Regions from separate parts of the Mus musculus genome. Here region 2 is linked to region 1. Evidence: chromatin loops called from intact Hi-C (ENCODE). Cell type or tissue: left cerebral cortex. All regions are shown on one strand. Links, peaks and the distances in the headings refer to the core of each region. The heading gives the core; the rest is flanking DNA.

What was found. Peaks named below come from ENCODE experiments on the same cell type or tissue, not always from the same donor. Only the 100,000 strongest peaks of a DNase experiment are listed, where the experiment ranks them.
Region 2: a loop joins it to region 1, with 6 times the contacts of the local background. A loop is called at or near these places in 5 of 42 quality-filtered maps.

What each region holds. Positions count from the first base shown.
Region 1 is chrX:103,556,604-103,568,259 of GRCm38, reverse strand. It overlaps Ftx (Ftx transcript, Xist regulator (non-protein coding)), which reads left to right. Exons shown (of 11, transcript NR_028381.1): 10 at 3,688-3,730; 11 at 4,293-7,350. Among named protein-coding and RNA genes, the nearest start is that of Mir421, 11 kb to the left of the region's middle. In left cerebral cortex, for the core only: no CTCF peak of the experiment used is centred there; DNase peaks (open chromatin) are centred at 1,944, 2,714 and 4,399; H3K27ac peaks cover 3,139 bases.
Region 2 is chrX:103,616,476-103,628,131 of GRCm38, reverse strand. It overlaps Ftx (Ftx transcript, Xist regulator (non-protein coding)), which reads left to right and starts at 4,378. Exons shown (of 11, transcript NR_028381.1): 1 at 4,378-4,585. In left cerebral cortex, for the core only: CTCF peaks have their summits at 3,414 and 5,503 (motif pointing right); DNase peaks (open chromatin) are centred at 3,419, 4,497, 4,987 and 5,614; H3K4me3 peaks cover 2,503 bases; H3K27ac peaks cover 2,147 bases.

The DNA of each region.
Region 1 (11,656 bases), core at 1,343-9,342:
GACATGCAGGTAGAACATCTATGTGCATAAAACACTACCAATCATGCTAATAGTTTTTAAAAGGAGGTTTTCTGCGACATCCATGTTAGGTGTCTATGCAGTGTAGTCTGAAGTGTGATGTTGGTGTTATTCGTTGGTCTGAGGATTGCTTTGGCTCTTTGCATACGAATTGCAATATTTTACGCTAGTTATCTGATGAATATCATTCAAATTTGCACTTAATTTGTAGATCACATCAATTAATATGACTTATTCTATGTTTAGTGTTGGGCAGTGTCTAGTGTATTAATCTGCTTCACAGTTTTCATTTCTGAGATCTTGGTTACATTTATTTATACTTGTTTAATATTTATAAATCTCTTATGCATGGAATTTTTTTTAGTATAGAATAGAGTTTATTTACAACATGGGAAGGGAGTTGAGGCTGTAGAGACAAAGAAAGGCAGAGTGAGAGACAGTTTATTTACAACATGGGAAGGGAGTTGAGGCTGTAGAGACAAAGAAAGGCAGAGTGAGAGACGGGGGACGGGGGGTGGGGAAGAAGTAGAGGCCGTCCATGAGCACTAGGAGAGAGAGCAAGAGGGCAAGCATGAATGTTTAATATTACTTACAGAGAAGCTGCAGGTGGCAATGGTTTGTGCCTCATTTCTGTAGCTAAGAATTCAAAACTATATTGACTAAATAATATGAGGGCGGGGCAGCCCTATGTCATTCCTCATTGCTGAGAAAAGTTTCAGGTAGACACCATTCATCATTGTGTTGTCTCTGCATTGAGTATAGCACTTATACTCAGATAATATTCTTCTTAAAGCATTGTCAGCATCTATTAAGATGATCATGTGATTTCTGACCTTGATTCTGTGTATGTAAAATATTTCATTTTTTTGTATTATGAAACCATCTTTTAAATGAAACCAGTTTACTATGCTCTGTTGTCTTTTCATTGTGTTCTTGAATTTAGTTTGCAAGTATTTTATTGAGGATTTATGTTAATCAAGGACAAAATATTTTGCATATTCACAGAATGTGCTTGGATGAAGTCCTTTCTGTTATATGGTAGAATTCAGCAGTGAGTATTATGTGGTCCTGAGCTTTTCTTCATTTGGAAGACATACCCTGGATGAGTGGTTGTCTAGCATTCAATGATGTGTCATCATTGTACAAACCTGTATCCCCAGCACTCTGAGAAGAACACTAGAAAGAATAGCAGTTCAGAGTCGTTCTCAAGTTCATAGCCAGTTGAAGCCTTGAATATATGTCACCTGTTCTTAAAAACTTTGGGTGTGTGAGTGTGTTTGTCTGTGTCTCTGTGGTGTGGGTGTGGGTGTGTACCCCGAGAATTGCAAATTTCAGTCATAGGTGAAAAAACAATTTTGGTGGTCAAAGGGAAATAATGTATTTATGTTCTACATTTATTATTTCCCATTAACTAGTAGATTTGGACATAATTTGTTCCTTTGTCCAATTCCATGAGGTATACAGTTTGCTTTAGCATTCTTTTTTGATGTTGTAGTTTATTGCTATAAGCTTCCCTTTTAGAATCCCCTTCCCTTTGTTTCAAAGCCTGAAATGTGTTGTGTTTACATTTTGATTTGTCTCCAGATAGTTTTTGCTTCCCTTTTGATTGCTTCTGTGACCCACTGATTGTTCAGGGGTATGTTGTGTCATTTCCTTGTATTTGTAAAATTTCCAAACACCTTCCTGTTATGATTTCTTATTTCATCACTTTAAGGTCAGAGGTATTACTTTAAATTATTTCAATCTTTCTAAATTTGTCGTGGCTGTGGGTGGCCTTGAATTCGAGCTGCAGCAATTTTTGTATGTGCTTGATAAGGTGTATGTTGTTTTAGTGATGGAATGTTCTGGATGCTTTCAGTTCATTTGCACTTGCATTTTTTCTTTCGGTATTTCCTTGCTAATTTCCTGCCTCTGCCCTATGCACTGTTGAAAGTGACATCTACTTGCTTTGTGTGCTTACATCTTCTTGGGAGCACAGGCATTTACTACATCCTGATTGGCTTCTTCTTAGAAGATATGACTTAGCATATCTCCTTGCTTGTATTTACCATTTATATCAAGTATCTTTTTTGATTCCCACATCTTCAGCATATATATACCCTCAAATAGTTATATTTAATATAATTGTCAATAAAACTTTACTTTTATTTTTTTCTAAGATTCACTTGTTTCTCGTTGTTTCTCTCTGTTTTAGTTGTTGTTGTTGTTATTGGTTTTTAACCCTGGGCTACCCTGAAATTCACTATGTAGCTCACTTGAACGTAAACTTCTAACACATGTCCTGTCTTAGGGTCCCAAGAACTCCCTGCCCCCAGAATCTCTCCACCCTGGTGTACATGCTTAAAAATGCAGATATTAATGCTGGACATAAGGGTCTAGGTGTGGATTCTCTAGTCATTGAACACAGCCTGTGAACAAAGCTCCTAAGATGCTCAGACAACCTTACAGAGTTCATTGCAGATTCACCAATGCATGAGATTGCCCTGCCACAATGAGAAAATCCTCACTGAAAAGCAGAAATTCATAGGAATAAATTCAGCACAAAATAAATGCAGATAAAAGTTATTTTTTTAATGAGAGAGAAAGCCCAGATGGCTGAGAACTTAAATGTTCAACATGCTTAGTCACCACAGAAATGCAAATCAGAATGGCTAAGATCAAAAACTCGAGTGACAGTACATGCTGTTGAGGATGTGGAGAAAGGGGAACACTGCTCCGTTGCTGGTGAGATTGTAAATTTGTGCAGCCACTCTGGAAAATCTGTCTGGTGGTTCCTCAGAAAAGTGAAAATAGTTCCACCTGAAGTCCCAGCTACTGGGCATATATCCAAAAGATGCCCCAGAATACACTAAGGAAACATGTTCCACTATAGTCATAGCAACGTCATTTGGTAGCTTCGGGTTCTATGTTCTGACAGTCCAAATATATTGTGGACTCCCAGGCTGCATTTTCGTAATCTCAATAGGAGCATTCTCTGTAGAGGTCCACATTTTCTCCACACGCTGGAAGTGTCCCTAAGGAGAAGGCTCTGTCATTTCTCCATGGGTCTGAGGCTGTGGTCATTGATCTGCTGTTTTGGTGGCAACCTTCAGTGCCAGCAGTGCACATGAACTTGGAACTTCACTTAAGGCCTTCCCTGGTCTCCACAGAGCTACATTCATATTCCAGGTTTTTTGTTGTTGTTAGGTTTTGTTTTCTTGTTCTTCTTTCTTCTCTGACGGTATAATTTCAACTGAACTTCAAGTCAAATGACCAAGCGTACTGTTGAAGGTTTCCTGTTGAGTTAACATTGTCATAATTCATTTGCTGTTCTGATTTTTGAACTTTTCATTTGATTTATGACAAGGCACGCTCTAGATGCCCTAGCTAATTTTCCCTCTGTTAACTTACTGTAGGGAAAATGTTTGTTTTAGGTTCCATTAATTAATTGCTTCTGTGAACCCCCCTTGCTGCATAGCAAGGGGCTATGATGTGGACGTTGCCTTCGGAAACCCTGTGCTGTGAACATTCACTCAAAATCCAAATTCCTACGTGTGCTGCCAGCCAACTTGATATAAAGACATTCTATTGGCTATGAACTGTGTCTGACTGATCATCTGGGTGGGGGCTCCCCATCATAGAGTCAAGTATTGTTTTCTTGATTTCATTATTTTCTCTGTCTTCCTGCAGCTGGCTGAGCTTTTTAAAGATGGCTATTCTGAATTCTTCACAGGTAATGCACAAACCTGCATATTCTAAGGGTTCTGGGAGTTTATTTTGTGACTGATAGTTTCATGTTTTTCCTGACTTTGTTCTTGTAGCCCTGCATGGGCAACTGTCCATTTGGAGAAGGAGCCTCCTCTTGCAATCTTTACAGATATTTTTTGGCGCAGGAAAAAAGAATTAAAAGCCTTAAAAAACGATTTCTAGGAATAGGAGCTGTAATGGACCCACAAGATGGCTCCCAACCATCTGTAACTCCACAGTCAAGTAACTTGATGCAGCTTTTGACTTTTACATTCACCTATACAAATGTGGTGCACATGCATATTACACTAACATATGCAAACACAGAAAACAGAAAATTTTAAAGATTTTCTGAAATGTGTCAAGCTTTGCCTGTGTGTTGTGTGTGTGTGTGTGTGTGTGTCCATGTCCTTCACGCCTTTCCACTGTGGGAAAATGTAATCTTGTCATTTGCCAATCGCACATTCCCTTTCTAGGTGTTTTGTGCCAGGTCGCTGCACTGCGATGAAAAGATGATGACGCAAGTTTCTCTCATTCTCTTCCTCCAGATGGCACAGTGTCAGAATCGTGTGTGGCCTCCTGCTGCCTGAACCATGCCGCTAAGACAGTTGCCCACTGTGCAGCTTCACACCATCTGCAGAGAGCAACACTGCAGAGCCTTTGGGAGAGCCTTGCCAGTCGCTGAAAGCCTGGCTGACTGCCAAGCCTTGCACTGTAGACTGAAAATTGCTCTCTTTGCTGAGCTCAGTACTAACACTTAGATCTTCATGGTCTCCTGGGAGACCATGTCAGCTGCTGTTCAGTGAGATAAATTTGGATCAGCTGAAGATATGCACTCTCTATGCCTTCCTTGACTGTCAGCTAAACAGTGTGCACTCCTGGCTTAGTACAGCCTTGGCTGCTGAGAGCCCCATTCCTCCCCTGTGCTCTTCATTGTCCTCATGATCTGGCTTTCATCATCCATTATACTCCTAACACTGGGAGTGAAGTGTCATTGAAGAATGTTCATCAGGCACTACCTCAAAGGGCTGGAGATGATTGGTGAATGCTTTGATTCTTCATTCCTCCTAGGACACATATCAAGCCCCCAGAATTTCTCTCTATCCAGTTGCACCAGTGTGAGGAACTTGACGGTGTCAGGAAAGTGAAACTGCTTCTCTGCTCCATATAAATGTCTGTGCAGATGCAAAGCCATGCATTACATGGTAGCTCACCTTTAATCCTAGCACTCAGGAGACAGAGGCAGGAGGATCTCTCCGAGCTCAAGGCCAGCCTGGTCTTCACAGTGAGTTCCAGGACAGCCAAGGCTACACAGGAATCCTGTGTACAGGTCCTTGGTATTGCACTCCTCTCTATAAACACAACTTGCTTTTAGAATGTGTGGTTGTTAAGTTGTTCTGTGAAGGATGGATAAAGGCTAGCTCACTACTACACCCGTCAGCTTGCTCCTGTCACTTCTTCTCACCTTTGAGCACTTAGCATCCCTCTCCGTGTTGTCTTTGCTGAAATGCTTGCTAAGGCGAAGCTCCTCTGTAGCTGTCCTCTAGCCCCAGCCAAGATTCTTTCAAGATTTTTCTTTGGCCTTCTGTAATTTGAATATGATGAATGTTTTTATTTACTACTTCATTTTGTATTTTGAATCTTTTTTAAACCATGCCAGGTTCTCTAGGCTCCTGGTTCTGATATGAATTGAGCGATTATCTTAGGCCCTTGTGTTTCAAATCTTTCTTTCTTTCTTTCTTTCTTTCTTCCTTCCTTCCTTCTTTTCTTTTCTTTTCTTTTCTTTTTTTTTTTTGAGACAGGGTTTCTCTGTATAGCTCTGGCTGTCCTGTAACTCACCCGGTAGATCAGGCTGTCCTTGAACTCAGAAATCCGCCTGCCTCTGCCTCCCAAGTGCTGGAATTAAAGTCATGTGCCACCACTGCCCGGCTTACTCAAATATTTCCTTTTTTTTTTCAGTCCTCTCTAGTGATCTCATTATACATGTGTATATTCTCTAGTTGTCCCAGTTATATGATGTTCTTCTCTCTCTCTCTCTCTTCCCCCCACCCTGTGTGTGTGTGCGCGTGCATGCGCGCGTGCATGTACCCAAGGAAACTAGAAAAGGACTTCAACTCCTTGACGAAGGAGGTACAAGCATTTGTCAGCCACCTGATACAGGTAGCAGAATCTAAACTCTGATCCACATTATTAAGCAGCAAGTGCTGTTACCTGCTAAACTATCTCGCTGAAATTTATCTCTTAGAAAGTTTCTAATATATTATCACTGTCAGGGATTCTTTGGCTTGGTTCAGTCTGCTAATAAGCTTAGGAAAGGCAATTTTCATTTTGTTGCAATATTTTTGATCTGTAGCTTTTGTTGTTATTCTTGTTCATTTTTCAAACCAGGGTTTCTCCACGGCTATACTGGAACTCTCTGTAGACTAGGCTGGCCTCAAACTCTCAAATATCTCACTGCCTCTGCCTCCCATGTTCTGGGATTATATCCCTCCACTGCCCAACAGCATTTATTTTATTCTTAAGATTTGTTTTTCCCTGCTCGTTTGTTTGTTTGTCTGTTTGTTTGGTATGGTCATTTGTTTGTTTGTTTTGATGTATTTGAACTTGCTATCTTTATGTGAGGATAAGCCTAAGTGTGTAATATTTCTGTACTCATCTCCCAAATGCTGAAATGTAGACACGAACCACCACACACTAGGTTTGTTTGGTTTTCTTTTGCATGCATTTATTGTATTGTGTACAGTACTGGTACCAAAGGAGTCCATCACATTCTCTAGAACTTGAATTACAGATGGTTGTGAGTTGTCACATGGTGCTGAGAATTAAACTTGATCTTCTTCTTTTTTAAATTTAAATTTCTTCACTTACATTTAAAATGCTATCTGAAAAGTCCCCCATTACCCCCCCCCCTCACTCCCCTACCTACCCACTCCCACTACTTGGCCCCGGTGTTCCCTGTACTGGGGCATATAAAGTTTGCAAGACCAAGGAGCCTCTCTTCCCAATGATGGCCGACTAGGCCATCTTCTACATATGCAACTAGAGACACAAGCTCTGGGGTACTGGTTAGTTCATAATGTTATTCCACCTATAGGGTTGCAGACCCCTTCAGCTCCTTGGGTACTTGCTCTAGCTCCTCCATTGGGGACCCTGTGTTCTAAACTTGATCTTCTGAAGAGTAACCACTATTGATTTTAACTGCTAAGTCATGTCTCCAGTCCCAAAAGAGGTTTTTTTGTTTGTTTGTTTTTCATTACTGTGATGATCCTATAATGAAGAAGAGAATGCTGGTGGTTTGTTTATGTGTTTGTTTGTTTTTTGAGACAGGGTTTCACTGTGTGTCCTTGGCTGCCCTGGAATTTAAGCATCAGACTGGCCTTGATCTCACAGAGATCTGCCTACTTTTGCGCTGAGATTAAAGGTCTGCACTAACACCTCCCAGCCAGATGTCTCTTTAACAGACTGACTTTACTTCCTCACGAGTATTATGATGGTTTCTTCCTGTCCTGTGAGGAATGCTATTGATTTGGGGTTTGGTTTGTGGAATTTTTGTTTTCTGGTTTTTTGTAATTTTTCCCCCCTAAATATCATGCTGTCTTATTCTTTGGTTAATTTTTTTTTGCCATGTTTTCATTTATTATGAGATTGGGGACACAGCATAGAATACATGACAGGATTAGAGAAGAGCTTGTAGGGGTCTGCTCTTTTTCTACCAATTAGGTACAGGGATCAGTGTCAGGTGTGACATAGAACTGAACTTGAAGTATCAGACCAAGAAAAGCAATACACGTTCCATCCTACCCATGAGGTTGTAAGAGTTGAAATATTTTTTGATACCAGTGAATTAGAACTGACCATCATTTTCTAGAGCTACCTTAGCTTCAATCTCTGTCAAAGCCACAAAGATTTCATAGCTGATGTTCTTCAATGTTCCCAGCTACCAGCTCAGTGCAGTCAGAACACGTATTCCTTCACTAATGCGTAATCCATTTAGCCAAAACTTAAATGTAGTCCTCTCTTTTTTTCTTTTTCTTCTTCTTCTTCTTCTTTTTTTTTTTTTTTTTTTTTTGTTTTTTTTGTTTTGTTTTGTTTGTTTTTCGAGACAGGGTTTCTCTGTGTAGCCCTGGCTGTCCTGGAACTCACTCTGTAGACCAGGCTGACCTCAAACTTAGAAATCCACCTGCCTCTGCCCGAGTGCTGGGATTAAAGGCGTGTGCCACCACCGCCTGGCTTCCAGATGTTTTCTGAACATTAATCACCAGAAGATTTGGGAAACAACTGCTTAATGTGAGGTTTATATAAGGCATCTGACAATGAAAAAGGAAATACGAAGAAACTTGACTACAGTTTCCTTTAGCACTTTTAGCACAATATCAAAGGACTTTAGGAAGTCCAATCAATGTTCTAGAAGTTTTGTGAGATCAGAATCACAGGAAAGTCAACAGATACAAGATTAATAAAAGGAAGAAAGAGTGAAAATATGTCTTTGCCCAATAATAATTTTAGAAGTAAATATAGTACCAATGTCCATTAAGTAGACACAAAATTGCCATAAATGGTATCAAAGAGTGGAATCATGATCCAGTCTTAGCTATGTTGCTCAGTTTGTAGTCTTTTTTCTAGTATATATGATGCCTGAGATTCAATCTGCATCATTGCGTAAAATAACCACTCCGTATAACCAGAACCCCATAAAATTGATAGTGGTGGGACACACCTGTAATTTCCGAACTCCGGAGAGGTATACACAAGAATGCCAGAAGAGAAATTCAAGATAATTCTTGTCTACATAGCTATTTTGAAGCCAATCTATCCTACATGAGTATTTGCCTCAAAAAAAAAGGTGTATTCCTTATTTAGAATTTATTCTGTTCATTTGTTGACTTTTTAGGTGTGTGTTTTGTTTTGTTTTGTTTTGTTTGTGAATGGGTGACTGTTAGGGACAAGCTGGCCCCAAACTTCTAAGCTGTGATATGACAGGACAGCAGAAGCCATGGGGTAGAGGTTTGACCTAGGAGACAAGATGTGTTTGCTGCAAAGGGTAGAGCCAGAAATGTGGATGAGGCCCTGCGGCTCCCAGAGGGTTGTACACATCAAGCATCGCATGTTTGGCATTGCTGAAATGTTTGTTTTCTTGCTTTGATTCTTTGTTCTTCCCTTTTGGAATAGAAATATGTGCCTCTTTCTTTTTTAATTTTCAGGAGCCACAGTTCGCTTATTTTAAGAGATATCTTGGGAATATACAAACAGACATATCTATAATAGTTCTATCTATAATAGTTCTATCTATAATAGTTCTATAACATGAGCTTGTAGGCAAGACTATGAGACATTTTCTTGTTTATTGATTGATGTGGAAGGACCTAATGAGTGGTGCTATGCTAGTCAGGTAGGACTATATGGTATGATAATGACTGTTTTCTCGAAGTGTAAAATGAAATCAAGCCATTCATCCTCAATTTGGTTTTGGTCATGGTATTTTCTTACATTATTAGAAACCCTAATTGAGCCGGGCGTGGTGGCGCACGCCTTTAATCCCAGCACTCGGGAGGCAGAGGCAGGCGGATTTCTGAGTTCGAGGCCAGCCTGGTCTACAGAGTGAGTTCCAGGACAGCCAGGGCTATACAGAGAAACCCTGTCTCGAAAAACCAAAAAAAAAAAAAAAAAAAAAAAAAAAAAAGAAACCCTAATTGAAACACCCACTAAACCATCTTGCCAGCCCTGACCTTAAGTTTCTAATCCTGCCTCGTCCTTATTGATACTAGAATTACCACACATGGTTCATACCATACTTGGGATCAAACCCAGGGGTCATGCCTGGTAAGCAAGCACTGTTTCTACTAAGCTACACTGCCTGCCCCTAAAGTATTGTTTATAAGCCTTTATAAGTATTATTTATTAACCTCACACTTAAAATGCTAAGATACCGTACTGTGTATCTGTTTCCTCGTGTAGGAATCTAAAAGTGAACATATGAGGCTCGAATTGGGAAGCCACCCAAGCATGAATATGATTTACCAGGCTATCGGGCCTTGCCATGGCTACCCTCTACACATGGTAGAGAGCATGCTCAGCCTCTGCCTGTTGTCCCTCATCTTCACCACTGCTGCGGTGATAACCAGGAAGCCAAGAGCTAGTCCGGCCTTGCAGGCCATGATAAAGCCACTGCACCTTAGAAGTTATCATGGTCCAACTAAAAAATGCCAAAAACAAATGGGATGTTTCTCTGCAGTATCCTCCTAATATTACAATGAAGTTTGAAAAGGTATATGGAGACCCAGGCAGTGGTGGCGCACACCTTTAATCCTAGCACTCAAGAGGCAGAGGCAGGCAGATTTCTGAGTTCGAGGCCAGCCTGGTCTACAGAGTAAGTTCCAGGACAGCCAGGGCTACACAGAGAAACCCTGTCTCGTAAAACTAAAAAAAGAAAAAAAAAAAAGAAAGAAAGAAAGAAAGAAAGAAAGAAAGAAAGAAAAGGTATATGGCAGCTGAGGGAACCTAGCCATTAGTCTTTTATTCCACTGTGGAATTTCATTTATTTTGTTCCCTTGTAGCTGATGAGTTTTAAGCACCTAAAACAAGGTACCTTTCCTTCCCACCCCCAAACTGAAGACTTTCTTAGAAGCAGGGCATGCACAAGAAATTCCTGACGTTACTACCTTCCTATCTTCACAGTTTAAAAGAATAAAGGAAATGGCTGCCGAAGAGGTGGCCTAAATCCTAGCATGGCCTGCCCACAGGCAAGCTGTGACTGATGCTGCGGCAGGTTTACAGTCTCCCTCTGTGACTTGTGGCACATTCTAGCCCTGTGGCTGAGTCTCATGCCAGGATGGCTCAGCTCCAAGGCAAAGCCCCATAGTGTTCATTGAAGTCTCTCACCCACTTTGCTTTCTGGGATGGGCATGGATGGTGGCAGTTCTTTCCCACCTAATAGGAAAAAGCGACTGCCAAGTAAGTAACCCAGGCCCTTTGTCTAGATTATCCCTTGCTTAGGCAGAACCAACAAAAGTTTATACTTTAGGTTTTTCAAATTAGGGTTTTTCTGTGTAACCGATATCATCCTAGAACGCACTATGTAGACCAGGGTGGACCTGAGATCCTGAGTTAATCCCAGATGTCTTGTGCTGGGATTAAAGGCATACACCTCGGTGCCCAGCTGGACAGATTCTTATGACTAATCATTTCTTCTTTCTGCCCAAACCCAAACAGGCCCCAGAGTGACAAGTCCAGCCACCCCCACTCCTTCTTTCCTGTCCACGGATGTTTAAGCAGAGAGAGGGAGGAAGGACAAAGCAAGTTTAAAATGGAAACTAAAAGGGGGAAGACAAAAAGGAATGGGATAGTGGTGAATAATCAAAGAATAAATACAGCCAAGCAGGGTGGCCAACTCTACTCACTGCCCTTGAGCCCATTTGCTGGAAGCATTAGGGTTGACAGCAACATTGAAGAAAACAACTGTGTGCAAAGGACACAGTGAAATCAAAAACAAAAACATGAACAATGCCATTCCATGCTTAGAGGGAATTATTTTGTTGTAGATAAAAGGCTGAGAATAGCAAAAAGCAGCTGGGGGACTCTCCTGGCCTAAAGTGGGGGAGAAGGAAACTGGCTGTTGCCAGGGTTTTGAGAGTAGAGAAGATTAGCTGGAAGAGCCTGGAACTAGTGCAGGGCTTAAAACTGCTAGCGGTTTGACTGAATTCCGGAGGTTGCAGTGAGGAAGGAGCAGATAAGAGGGTAATGGCTTTTCCTGGCAAACAAAGCAATTTCGAAAGGTTACTGAGGAATGTGGGGTGTTTACTGACTGGGTCAAAGTCCAGTCTGAGCTGAGGATAAGAAGGTTCGGACCTGAAATCCACTATAGCAGTTGAAAGCAACATGTCTGTGATTTTCTGGGGCTATTGTGGGTCTGTAT
Region 2 (11,656 bases), core at 1,826-9,825, 59 kb before region 1:
ACAGGAGGAGGAGGGATGGGATAGAGTGTTTCGGGGGGGAATCATATTTCCTGGGAGAAAATCATATTTCCTGGGGAAATATCTAATAAAAAAGAAAAAAAGAAAAAAGAAAAGCATAAAAGTTTTGTTTCCAACTTTTTAAGGTTTTCAGTATATACTTTTTAAAATTTATTTCTTTATTATAGGTAAGTACACTCTAGCTGTCTTCAGACACCCCAGAAGAGGACATCAGATCTCATTATGGATGGTTGTGAGCCACCATGTGGTTGCTGGGATTTGAACTCAGGACCTTCGGAAGTACAGTCAGTGCTCTTACCCACTAAACCATCTCTCCAGCCCCAGTATATACTTTTAAGAAATTATCCTTCCTTCCTTCCTTCCTTCCTTCCTTCCTTCCTTCCTTCCTTCCTTCCTTCCTTCCTTCCTTCCTTCTTTCCTCTCTCTCTCTCCCTCTCTCTCGCTCTCTCTCGCTCTTTCTTTCTTTCTTTCTTTCTTTCTTTCTTTCTTTCTTTCTTTCTTTCTTTCTTTCTTTCTTTCTGGTGAAGGGGATCAAATGCAAGACCTTGTGTATGATAAACAAATGTTTTATCACTGAGCTACATCCCTAACCCCAGCAAATTTATTTAAATTATAATTTGTGTGTATATATGTGCATACAGGTGTGTGTGTGTGTGTGTGTGTGTGTGTGTGTGGTTACGTGTATTCATGTGTGGATGTGTGTGCGTGTGTGTGTGTCTGTGTCTGTGTCTATGTATGTGTCTGTGTATGCTGTGTGCAGAGGCCAGACTTTGACTTTAGATGTCAAAACAACATCTTTTCACTTCATTCTTTTTATTTTTTTCAAACAGTGCCACTCAATGAACCTAAAGCTCGTTGAATCTACTTGTCTTAGGCTCAGTCCTCTGCCAGCCGGGGATCCCAGGCATTCTCCTCGGGGCCTCCTTGGCTTGGCTTTCTTTCTTTCTAGCAAATAGGTTTCTTTGGGACTTTTTTGGTAAATTAATGGTTCCAAGTGCTATAATCAATTCCTTTGAATAGGAGACAATAACCAAGTCAAAAGAACAAACGCTTGTTAATTATCAGAAAAGTTTACGGCCATCTGGTGTGCTGATAGAGCACAGAGAATAATTTTTATAACTAACTCAACAAACTCCTTCCACTCTTCTCAGGCTAAGTCATTAGGCAGGTCCAATCTTACATGTCATGTAGGTCTTACATGTCATGCAGCTCTCTACTGCTGACATTTGTCTTCTCTCAACAACAACAACAAAAAACATGAATAGGTTCATCTCTGTTTTATATCCTGACTATTTTCAAGTTTATCAGGCAAGCCTAGCTGTTAGTAATTTGTACTCTAAAGTTGTCGTTTTTTAATGCTTAGTCTTTTTGTTTATTTGGGTTTTTTTTTGTAGTATTTTTTTTTTTTTTTTGTATTTTTTGTTTTTTTGCTTTTCCAGACAGGGTTTCTCTGTGTTAGCTCTGGCTGTCCTGGAACTCACTTTGTAGACCAGGCTGGCCTTGAACTCAGAAATCCGCCTGTCTCTGCCTCCCAAGTGCTGGGATTAAAGGGGTGCGCCACCACCGCCCAGTGAGACAGAGTCTTATTGTGTAGCCCTGGCTATCCTGGAACTCACTCTGTAGACCAGGCTGGCCTAAACTCACAGAGATCATGTGCCTCTGCCTCCTGAGTGCTGGGATTGAAGGCACTGCACATTGCTTCCTTTTTTTTTTTTTTTTTTTTTGAAATAGGATTTCATTCTATAGCTCAGGCTGGCATGAAATTTACTATGCAGCCTAAGTTGACTTCAAATCATTGATCCTGCCAGGCAGTGATGGCGCATGCCTTTAATCCCAGCACTTGGTAGGTAGAGGCAGGCAGATTTCTGAGTTCGAGGCCAGCCTGGTCTACTGAGTGAGTCTGAGTCCCAGGACAGCCAGGGCTATACAGTGAAACCCTGTCTCAGAAAAAAAATATCATTGATCCTTCGGCCTCATTTCCCAAGTGCTGGGATTACAGGATCACAAACACAAAACCACTGAACTTAGGTGCTATATCCCCTGCCCCAAAGCTGTTTTTTGTGTCTGTCTGTCTTTCTTTCTTTCTTTCTTTCTTTCTTTCTTTCTTTCTTTCTTTCTTTCTTTCTTTCTTTCTTCCTTCCTTCCTTCCTTCCTTCCTTCCTTCCTTCCTTTCTTCCTTTCTTTCTTTCTTTCTTTCTTTCTTTCTTTCTTTCTTTCTTTCTTTCTTTCTTTCTTTCTTTCTTTCTTTCTTCCTGTCTATGTCTGTCTTTTTCTTTCTTTCTTAGATTTATTTATCTATTATATATAAGTACACTGTAACTGTCTTCAGACACACTAGTAGAGGGTGTCAGATCTCATTACAGATGGGGTTGTGAGCCACCATGTGGTTGCTGGAAATTGAACTCAGGACCTCTGGAAGAGCAATCAGTACTCTTAAGTGCTGAGCCATCTCTCCAGTCTCTCTCTCTCTCTCTGTCTCTCTCTGTCTCTGTTTCTCTGTCTTTCTATGGTCAGGGTGTTATATATCCCAGGTTTGCCTTGAACTTTCTATGTAGCTGAAGATGACCTTGTATTTGATCATTCTCTCTATTTCTTGAATGCTGACATTACAGGTGTGTTTAAGTAGTACTGGGCATCTGAAGCCAGAGCTATGTCCAGGAAAATACTCTCCCAACTGAGCCACATCCTCAAACCCTAAACTACAATTGTTCCTATCTCTTATAATTAAAAATATCAGAGAAATTAAATTCTAGGAAAGAGATATCTTGGAAATTTAGAGATGATTTCTAACATTTCTATTTATGTTTACAGTTTGTCAGATGAACAAATATGTTGTTTCCCCTGGTGGCAATCAAGAAAAACTCTCTTACATGGAATCTTCAGATGGAACTAAGCTTGTTTTACAAGAAAAATTGTTTGAACTTTATTTTGTTTTTTGTTTTTAAAGATCTATTTACTTTTACTTATATAAGTACACTGAACTGTCTTCAGACACACACCAGAAGAATGCATCAGAGTCCTTTACAGATGGTTGTGAGTCACCAAGTGGTTGCTGGGAATTGAACTCAGGACCTCTGGAAGAGCAGTCAGTGCTTTTGACGTCTGAGCCATCTCTCCAGACCTAGTTTGGAGCTTGTAAGTACAGCCTGTTAATTCTGCATGAGTACAACTTTGTTCGAGATGTGAGCTAACACTTTTGTAGTGAACTCCAGGTAAACTTAGCTTAAAGGCTTCTTTCATTGCTCAAATTGGGCTGAAAAGAGCTTTTCCATCACACTCCCTTCCCCCTCAAAGAAAAAGCTCTTTCAGAAACCAGGGAGGGAATTGTCAAAGTGGGGATGTCTTACTAAAGCTGAAACATCAGAGGGGTTTTTTATGCATGTTACCTATATGTCCATTAGGTGTCGCAATATATCCAATGGCCCTGCCTTCTACTTCTATTCTGCTCATGATATTGTTTCAGATGCAGGCATGGGACTGCTTTTCCTTTTCTCCTCCTCCTCCTCCTCCTCGACCTCCTTCCCTTCTTCCTCCTCCTTTTTTCTTCTTTGTCTTCCTCCTCCCCTCCCCCACTCTTTTTTACTTGTATGGTTCTGGTGCTTTGATGCTCTACATGAAAATTCACAATTCAATGCAATGATAGATAGACAGGCAGGAGCCAGTCGGATGATCTCTCAAGATCCAGGGCTGAATAAGAAGGGGGAGTGGATCTTAAGGAGACCCTTAAAACTCAAGATTCTCCACAGGAAACAACATGCTGAGAGTGAAAATAGCCTGCCCCAAGAGTTCTGGTTCCAGGTATTAGAAAAAGACTTTTTCTTCAGGCTTTGTAACTTGGGCCCACAATTAAATCTACATACGTATATTTCCATTCCCCCAACCCCCCGGATCGGTGGAGGCTATTTTTTTTTCCTTCAGGATCTTTTGTGGTCCAAGCTGACCTAGAATTTGTCATGGAGGTGAGGTTGTCTATAAATCGCTGGAATTACAGGCACTTATCACCATGCCAGTGGTTGGTTGGTTGGTTTGTTAGTTTGTTTGTTTTCGAAACACTTGGAATATTGGGTACATCAGGAAATATGAGGGGGCCTAGCAGAGCTCCAGAGAAGCAGAGAAGGTCAAGAATTGTAGGGTGAGCCAGAAAGGGAATAATAACAGTAGTGAGATGTGATGGTAAATTAAAAAGGATGGGGACTTATTGATTAGAAAAGGGGCTGAGGAAAGGATGGGTGGTGGACGCCGGTATGAGCAGAGGTAGGAAAAGAAGTGTGGGCTAGGGACCTGAGTACTGGACTCAGTGGGCTGCTGTAAGTTGTAGAGGGGCGCTCTGAGGAGAGGGAGGAGCGCGGCGCATGCGTTGCAGCACAGCGCAGCGCTCCTGGAGAGGCTGTGGGTTCGTGGCATCCGCGCCGCGGCCGCAAGTATAGCAGGTTTCGTACCTGGTGTTCATCGCCGTTAAGTCATCGCTGCTGCCACCCAGGCACGGCTCTCTATGCCGCCGCTCCCTCCACCCTCTAGGCACTGCCTGCCGTAAGAATTTTAACTGCGACACTCGCTTCAGCAGGAGGTAAAGGAACGACGAAGGACGAAAATGTAACATGGAGGGCGGAGGAGGGAACTTGTGTCAGGGAGATCCTTAATTTGTGCATTTTCTCCTTTGAGGGGAGGGAGAACTGGAGGCCAGTACGAATCCCCAGCCCTCCAAAAGGATGTTGCGCATTACTTAATATTATGAAAGATTTTTAGACTTCTCTAAGCAGGTTTAAGGCACCTGAGCATCACTGTTTTGTTTGACATCTATTTAAAACAAAACAAAAAAAACTTTCGAGTTCTTCATTTGTTAAGGGTGAATCAAATGGATGAGTCTTTAGGATTAGGCTTCATCCGCTTTTTGTTTTCCTTGGGGGTGAGTGAATGTAGTTTGAGACTGACAGCAGCAGGCCTCGAACTCGCGGCCGTTCTCCTGCTTAAACTGGGATTACAGGCGTAAATCACCACGCCGGACTCTGATTCAGTGGTTTTAGGTTGGAGGGTTTTTAACTGTATTAAGGAATCCGTCTACCAAGTAGCCTCTCCCTTAGGCTGCTGACGGATTCCATCTGGGTTTGGGATATGCTTTATCGCCTACGACGTTTTTTTAATTCCATGTGTAACTTAGTTTATCACAGTTAATCCTGTTAAGGATTGTTGTTAATGATATGGTTTAGACACTGGGGCATAACTTTGGCGAGAAACACGTGCAGATGCACCCGGCATGAATATATATACATATATATGCGCATATATGTATATATATTCTTCACAGAGTTATCTCACCAGAGTAGCAGAACGCAGTGGCCACAGAGATTATATATATAATATATATAATATATATATATACACATATACGTATATATATTATATATATAATCATACACGAGAAGGGAGAATAGTAAAGATAGGCGCGCTTTGCGTGGATGCCAAAAGAGGAACCATATCACCAGGTGGTGGCGCTCAAGTACCCTTGAGAAAGCGTGACATGATGGGTAGGACTCTGCTGGCACGGGAGATCGTGGCCCCTTAGGCGAGGGTGGGGCAGAGAGGAGAGAAGGTGAAATCACGCATGCTCACTGCAAGCAGAAGGCCTCTGCGCGGGAATGAAAGTGCGCATGCGTAAGAGGGAGCATGTTGGCCGTTTAACACTAGGTATCGAGAACTGCGCGTGCGTGTTGCCAGTGGCTTGGCTGGGAGGGAGGGAGGGAGACGCGGAACGTTCTGGTAATTATGATTGCGAAATAGCGAGGGGTTCGGTAAGTTGTCCTTCGCTCAAATCGCCATTTTAGTCTGGGAGTACACTTAGAGAGGCAGTTCTACCATTCTAGTTGTTGAAGAGATTAGTCTGAGTGGAGGGTGTGACCAAACCCACTGGAAAAGAAAAAATCATTCCAGAATCTTAGTCTCTCCCTGGTCAGTCTGATAATGGGATTTTAAAATACAGAGGCAATAGTGAGGCTGCGAAAGATTGCTTCCGCAGCATGTTGCGCTTCTAGTCCAACCACATTCAGACAAAGCCTATGCAAAAGATCCTGGCCGAGCTTGGCTCTCCGCAGACTCATATCACCAGAGTAGCAGAACGTTGTGACCACAGCGAAGTGCGTTAAAAACCCTTGGGTTTTTCTCCCCTACAGAACATAGGGCAGAGGATTTCACTGTGTTTCTAAGTGCTTCTACATTGGTTGAAACCTAAGATCTGAGCAAACCACCTCCTGAAACTCTGATATGCAGAGTCATGTCATTGTCATTACCCTGAAAAGTAAAGGCAGTGGTGATAGGAAAGTGTCCCGGGGCTTACGTCTTCCCCTCCACCCCAAACACACACACCTTTCTCTTCTGTGGAACTTTCTGCATCATTTGGTCTGAGGTAGAAGTGGGAGATTGGAGGTTGGTTGTTTGCTTTTCTTTGGCTGCAGAACTGTTGTGCCTTTGAGGATTGCTAGTGAAAATCTATAGTAGTTAATTGCTTAAAACTAGTAATTTAGCATTTAGATATAGGAAAGGGTACAGAAGTTTAAAATGTCTTTTCTATTCTGCCAATCTTTTGCTGTTACAGTTTCATTCTCTGGGCCCGTTTATCAACTAATTCATATACAGGTCTATAGTACTTACTATCACAAGAGACCAGCATAAAGGTTTTACATAATGCGCTAACATTAACTTATTTCGTAGCCCCCACAATCCTATGGACTAGATAAACTATTACTCATTTTATTAAAAATGAGAACTTTGAGAACACATTAATTTGTCTAAGGTTTTATAGCCCATTGGATGGGCAAGGTATTTCTCCAGGTTTTATTGCTGCATAATTCTGTGTTCTTAGACATGCCTTATCCCTTATATTGAAGGGACACAGTTAAGAGTTCTTTCAATTTTTGTCTGAAACCATAAACCTTAAGGAAAGCATTAAGAAAAGAGACAGTTGTCTGTTTTTTACCCCAGTGCATAGTATTTGGTTACCCAAATGGAAGAGAACAGTGCATTGTTGCTGTGGAACCCGTGGGGGTGGCTCTCCTTAATGTTCAGTTGTCTTCTGTATTTTTTGTTCTGCAGAGGGTATAAAATGGCCGACTGCAAGATGCTGGACACACTCTTTTTTTTTAATATTTTTTATTACATATTTTCCTCAATTACATTTCCAATGCTATCCCAAAAGTCCCCCATACCCTCCCCCCCACTTCCCTACCCACCCATCCCCATTTTTTTGGCCCTGGCGTTCCCCTGTACTGGGGCATATAAAGTTTGCGTGTCCAATGGGCCTCTCTTTCCAGTGATGGCCGACTAGGCCATCTTTTGATACATATGCAGCTAGAGTCAAGAGCTCCGGGGTACTGGTTAGTTCATAATGTTGTTGCACCTATAGGGTTGCAGATCCCTTTAGCTCCTTGGCTACTTTCTCTAGCTCCTCCATGGACACACTCTTGTTTTTGCTTGATTAGTAGGTCCAAGGCAATCACACTTGCTTCAGACAGATTCGTTTTGGAAAACCTTTTATTGATAACGTCTTATGTTAACTCATAAAGATTGACTTTTGTTGGTAATATAAGAAAAATATTAGTTAAAATTATTTAGTTAGATTCATTTACATGGAATTGTTATATCAAATGGTATGAACATTTTATCGCTTGATCAAATAATTGTCAAATTCTTCCCCAAAAGATTGTACCAGTGTTTACTCAGAAGGTCTGCCTGAGGCTTTAGATAAATTGTATAAAAAAGAAACAGCACGGTTTTTCCTTTTTTGGGGGGTGGGGGAGGTGTTGAGGAAGGGTTTCTCTGTATATCCCTGGCTGTCCTGGAACTCTGTTGACCAGGCTGGACTCGAACTCATAAATTTGCCTGCCTCTGCCTACCAAGTGCTGGGATTAAAGGCGTGTGCCACTACTGCCCGGCTTTTCCTTGTTTTTAATTGGTGAAATTAAAATTTTTCTTTGTATGTTTTTCAATTTTATTTTTATTCATCTAATATTTCATATCTTAATATCTGTTGAAATGTTAACTTTTACTGCTTATTGCCCCTTAATATTCTACTGCGCAGATTTCTATAACATGGATAAATAACGATGTTATTATTATTTGACATCCCATCTTTTTAAATCTTGGGGAAATATAGATTTGATACCATGTGGTCAGATTTTTTTTTCTTCCATTCTTCACATTTGAATAGGTCTCCAAACACACTAAATACTCACTGTGGCTTTGTCTGTGGATAACCATTCAGAGGAAAAAGCTAATATCACCCAGAGACAGTGTTAACTAGATTGTTCACTAGTTTTCTCTCTTTTTGTGTTCTTCTGTATAGTTGATATAGTTCATGTTATATTTTCTGTTTAACATTATGTGTATATTTCCACATTTGTCATTCAATGGTTTCATATGTGTTAAGTATTTTATGCAGTTTTTTAGTAAATTATTTAATCAAAATCTTTTTGTTTTTATTCGATTTTTGTTTCTTTTTTAAAAGATTTATTTATTATTATACATAAGTACACTGTAGTTGTCTTCAGACGTACCAGAAGAAGGCATCAGATCTCATTATAAATGGTTGTGAGCCACCATGTGGTTGCTGGGATTTGAACTCAAGACCTTCGGAAGAGCAGTCGGTGCTCTTACCCACTGAGCCATCTCACCAGCCCTCTGTTTCTTTTTTTTTTTTTTTTTCCATTTTTTATTAGGTATTTAACTCATTTACATTTCCAATGCTATACCAAAAGTCCCCCATATCCACCCACCCCCACTCCCCTGCCCACCCACTCCCCCTTTTTGGCCCTGGTATTCCCCTGTACTGGGGCATACCTCTGTTTCTTTTTAAAAAAAAAAAACTTATTATTATTCCAGGGATAGGGGCATATGTGCCATGTTGTGTGGCGGTCAGATGTCAACTTTGAGGTTGGTGTCTTATGTCATTATGTGGGTTTCAGGAACTGAACTCGGGTTGGTCACTAGGCATGTGTGGCAGGCTTCTTGGCCTACTGTTTGCCCTGATTTGTTGTTGTTGTTGTTGTTGTTGTTTTTCTCTTTCTTCATCAAGGTCCAGAAATAGAACTACTCATTAAAGATTGCAATGAATATTGGTCGTAATTGCTTTCCAGAAAATTATGTCATTCTTTGCACCTAGTCATTTAAGTACTTAATTTTTTTCTCACTTAATATGCAAAAGAATGATATGTAAAAATTATTTTGAAAAACAATGTATGTATTTTGTTTGGAGACCGGGTCTTACATATACTGGGCTGGCATCAGGATGATATAAACTGCTGATCTCCACGCCTTCCTCCTTCATTACAAATGTATACCACTAGTTCCTGTTCTTGTTTTAAAATGAAATAATGAGCTCATAGGTAATGTAGGTCCCCAAACCCGGGTTTCAGTGTATATACTGCCAGTATATATTATTGTATATATTATTGTCATTTGTTGGAACCAGCCTAGAGCTTTTAGCTCAGTAGCTAAAGCCTGACCACTTGAGTTCAAACCCAGATCCACAGGGTTGGATTAGAGCCAACTCCTGAAATTCTCATCTCCATGTGCACCTGCCTATATGCACATAAATAAATTCAACAATGATAATAAAAACCCTAGGCCGTCTTACTTCAAATGTGAAGGGTGGGAAGACAGCTAGCTCAATTGGTAGAGCACTTACTTGCCTAGTCTGAACAAAGCTATCGGTTTGATCCCCAGCACAGCATAAAATCAGCTATGGTACGCATGTTTGCAATCCCATCACTCGGGAAGAAAACATAAGGACCGTGCTTAGCTACCTAATTCAAGTCTAACCTGAAGTGCATGAAAACCCCTTCCTTAAAAGAAAAAGTGTTAAAACCAAGCATGGTGGCGCATGCCTATATAATCCTAGCACTCTCTAGAGAACGAGGCCAGAGGATTGCTGTGAGTTGGCTACACAGCAAAATCTTGTCTCATAAAAACAATTTAAAAAACCCACCTTCCAAAACAAAACAAAACAAAACAAAAAACCCTATGGAACAACCATGGAACGTTTTTTGTTTGTTTCTGAATAACAAATTTACTACAAAAGATTTGCTGTTTCAGGCAAGTTGTCCAGAATCATTACCAGATTTTTGTTTTTGAAGGGAGGACTCTACACTTGACAGTAAGGCCTGTGGTGTTTAATGTTCCAGTTTGAGTTCAGTCACACTTGCTTATATCTTCAATATTCACTACTTAGAGCTGCCGGGAGAGAGAGAATGTTGTAAAGAACTGGTGAAATGCTTTTAAAACATACAACTAGAGCACCGGAAAGTGAAGAAAGGAGGTCAAGCAATTAAGAAGTACCCCCCCTCAAAACAACAAAAAAAATCCCAAAGCGGAAAAACCCATCATTCCTGAGAACTGCCTTTATTGACAATGTTTTACCATTAAACCACGATAGGGAAAGTTAGTAAAAATCAATAAAAGCAGAGAGCCATTGCTTTAAAAGTCGTGCAAAAATCTAGATGATACATCTTTTACTGATGGATGCTCAGGGTTAGGAGCATTTTTTAAAAAGTCGTGCAGAACTATGGGTGTGCAATACTAGGCACTGCTGATCTTTCAAAATGCTTAAACATTATCCTCAACTTGTCTACATTAAAATATACAAATTTAGTCAGGAAATACATGTCAGATGCTGCCACTAGTTATTCTGGATCTTTTCAAGTTTAAAGGCCCTTCCCGGAAGATGGAATTCGGAGGGTCAGTACTGACCACGTGAAAGTAACGCTTTGTTCTCTGGCATCCCTCCCCCGCCCCCCCCCCCCCCCCCGCGCGCGCTCCTTTTGAGGTTCTGGGGGTGGGGCTGCTGAAGTCTCTAGGACTGACTTCCATCTTCCTGTGGACGCAAGGACAAAGCTTGATCTTAAAGGTCTTCACATCATAAATGCTGTGCTCATCTGATTCTGGTTTAAACCGGAAATTTGCTCTTTTAGCAAACTCTGGCCCTAAAGATCCCTTGTGGGGTGCTCAACCATTTTGTTGGCTCCAGCCGGCTCGCCTCACACGCGCGTGTAAGGGCTAGGATCCATTTCCGGGTGACATCGCGTCTACGGCCTCTCGGGAAATGTAGTGTCAGGTAGTACGCGGGCTGAGCCAGCACGTCGCCCGTCGCCCGCCGCCCCCCCCCCCCCCCCGCCCTCCGCCCGCCGCGTCCGCCGCCTGAAGGAAGCTTCTTTTCCCGCGCCTCGCGCGCTAGCGCGGGTGGCAGAGAAGGAAGTGACGCACCGGGGTAAGGCCGGGACTCGGAGCGGGGTGGGGGGGGAGTTGGGGGGGTCTCCCGGAGCTGGGGTGCTCCTTGCAGCACATGCTGCTGAAGCTGTGCCAGATGTTGGGACTCACAAATAAATTTTTACAGTGGTAATCTCTCCTTAAAGAGACTATTACTGTTGCCCAGTTTTGAAACGGGAGTGAAAATGTGTTGCTTGCTTGCTTTATTCTGGTTTTTAAAATACAAACTAATCAGATGTTCTCAGACTTTGTGGGAAGGGTGGCCAGTATTCTTTAATTACTGAAACTAGTTGCTCCTGATCCATATACGCTTTGTTTAGTTAGGCTTACTAGATACAGTGGTCTAACTTATTTTTATTCCATATGTTGTATGTTTCATCTATTG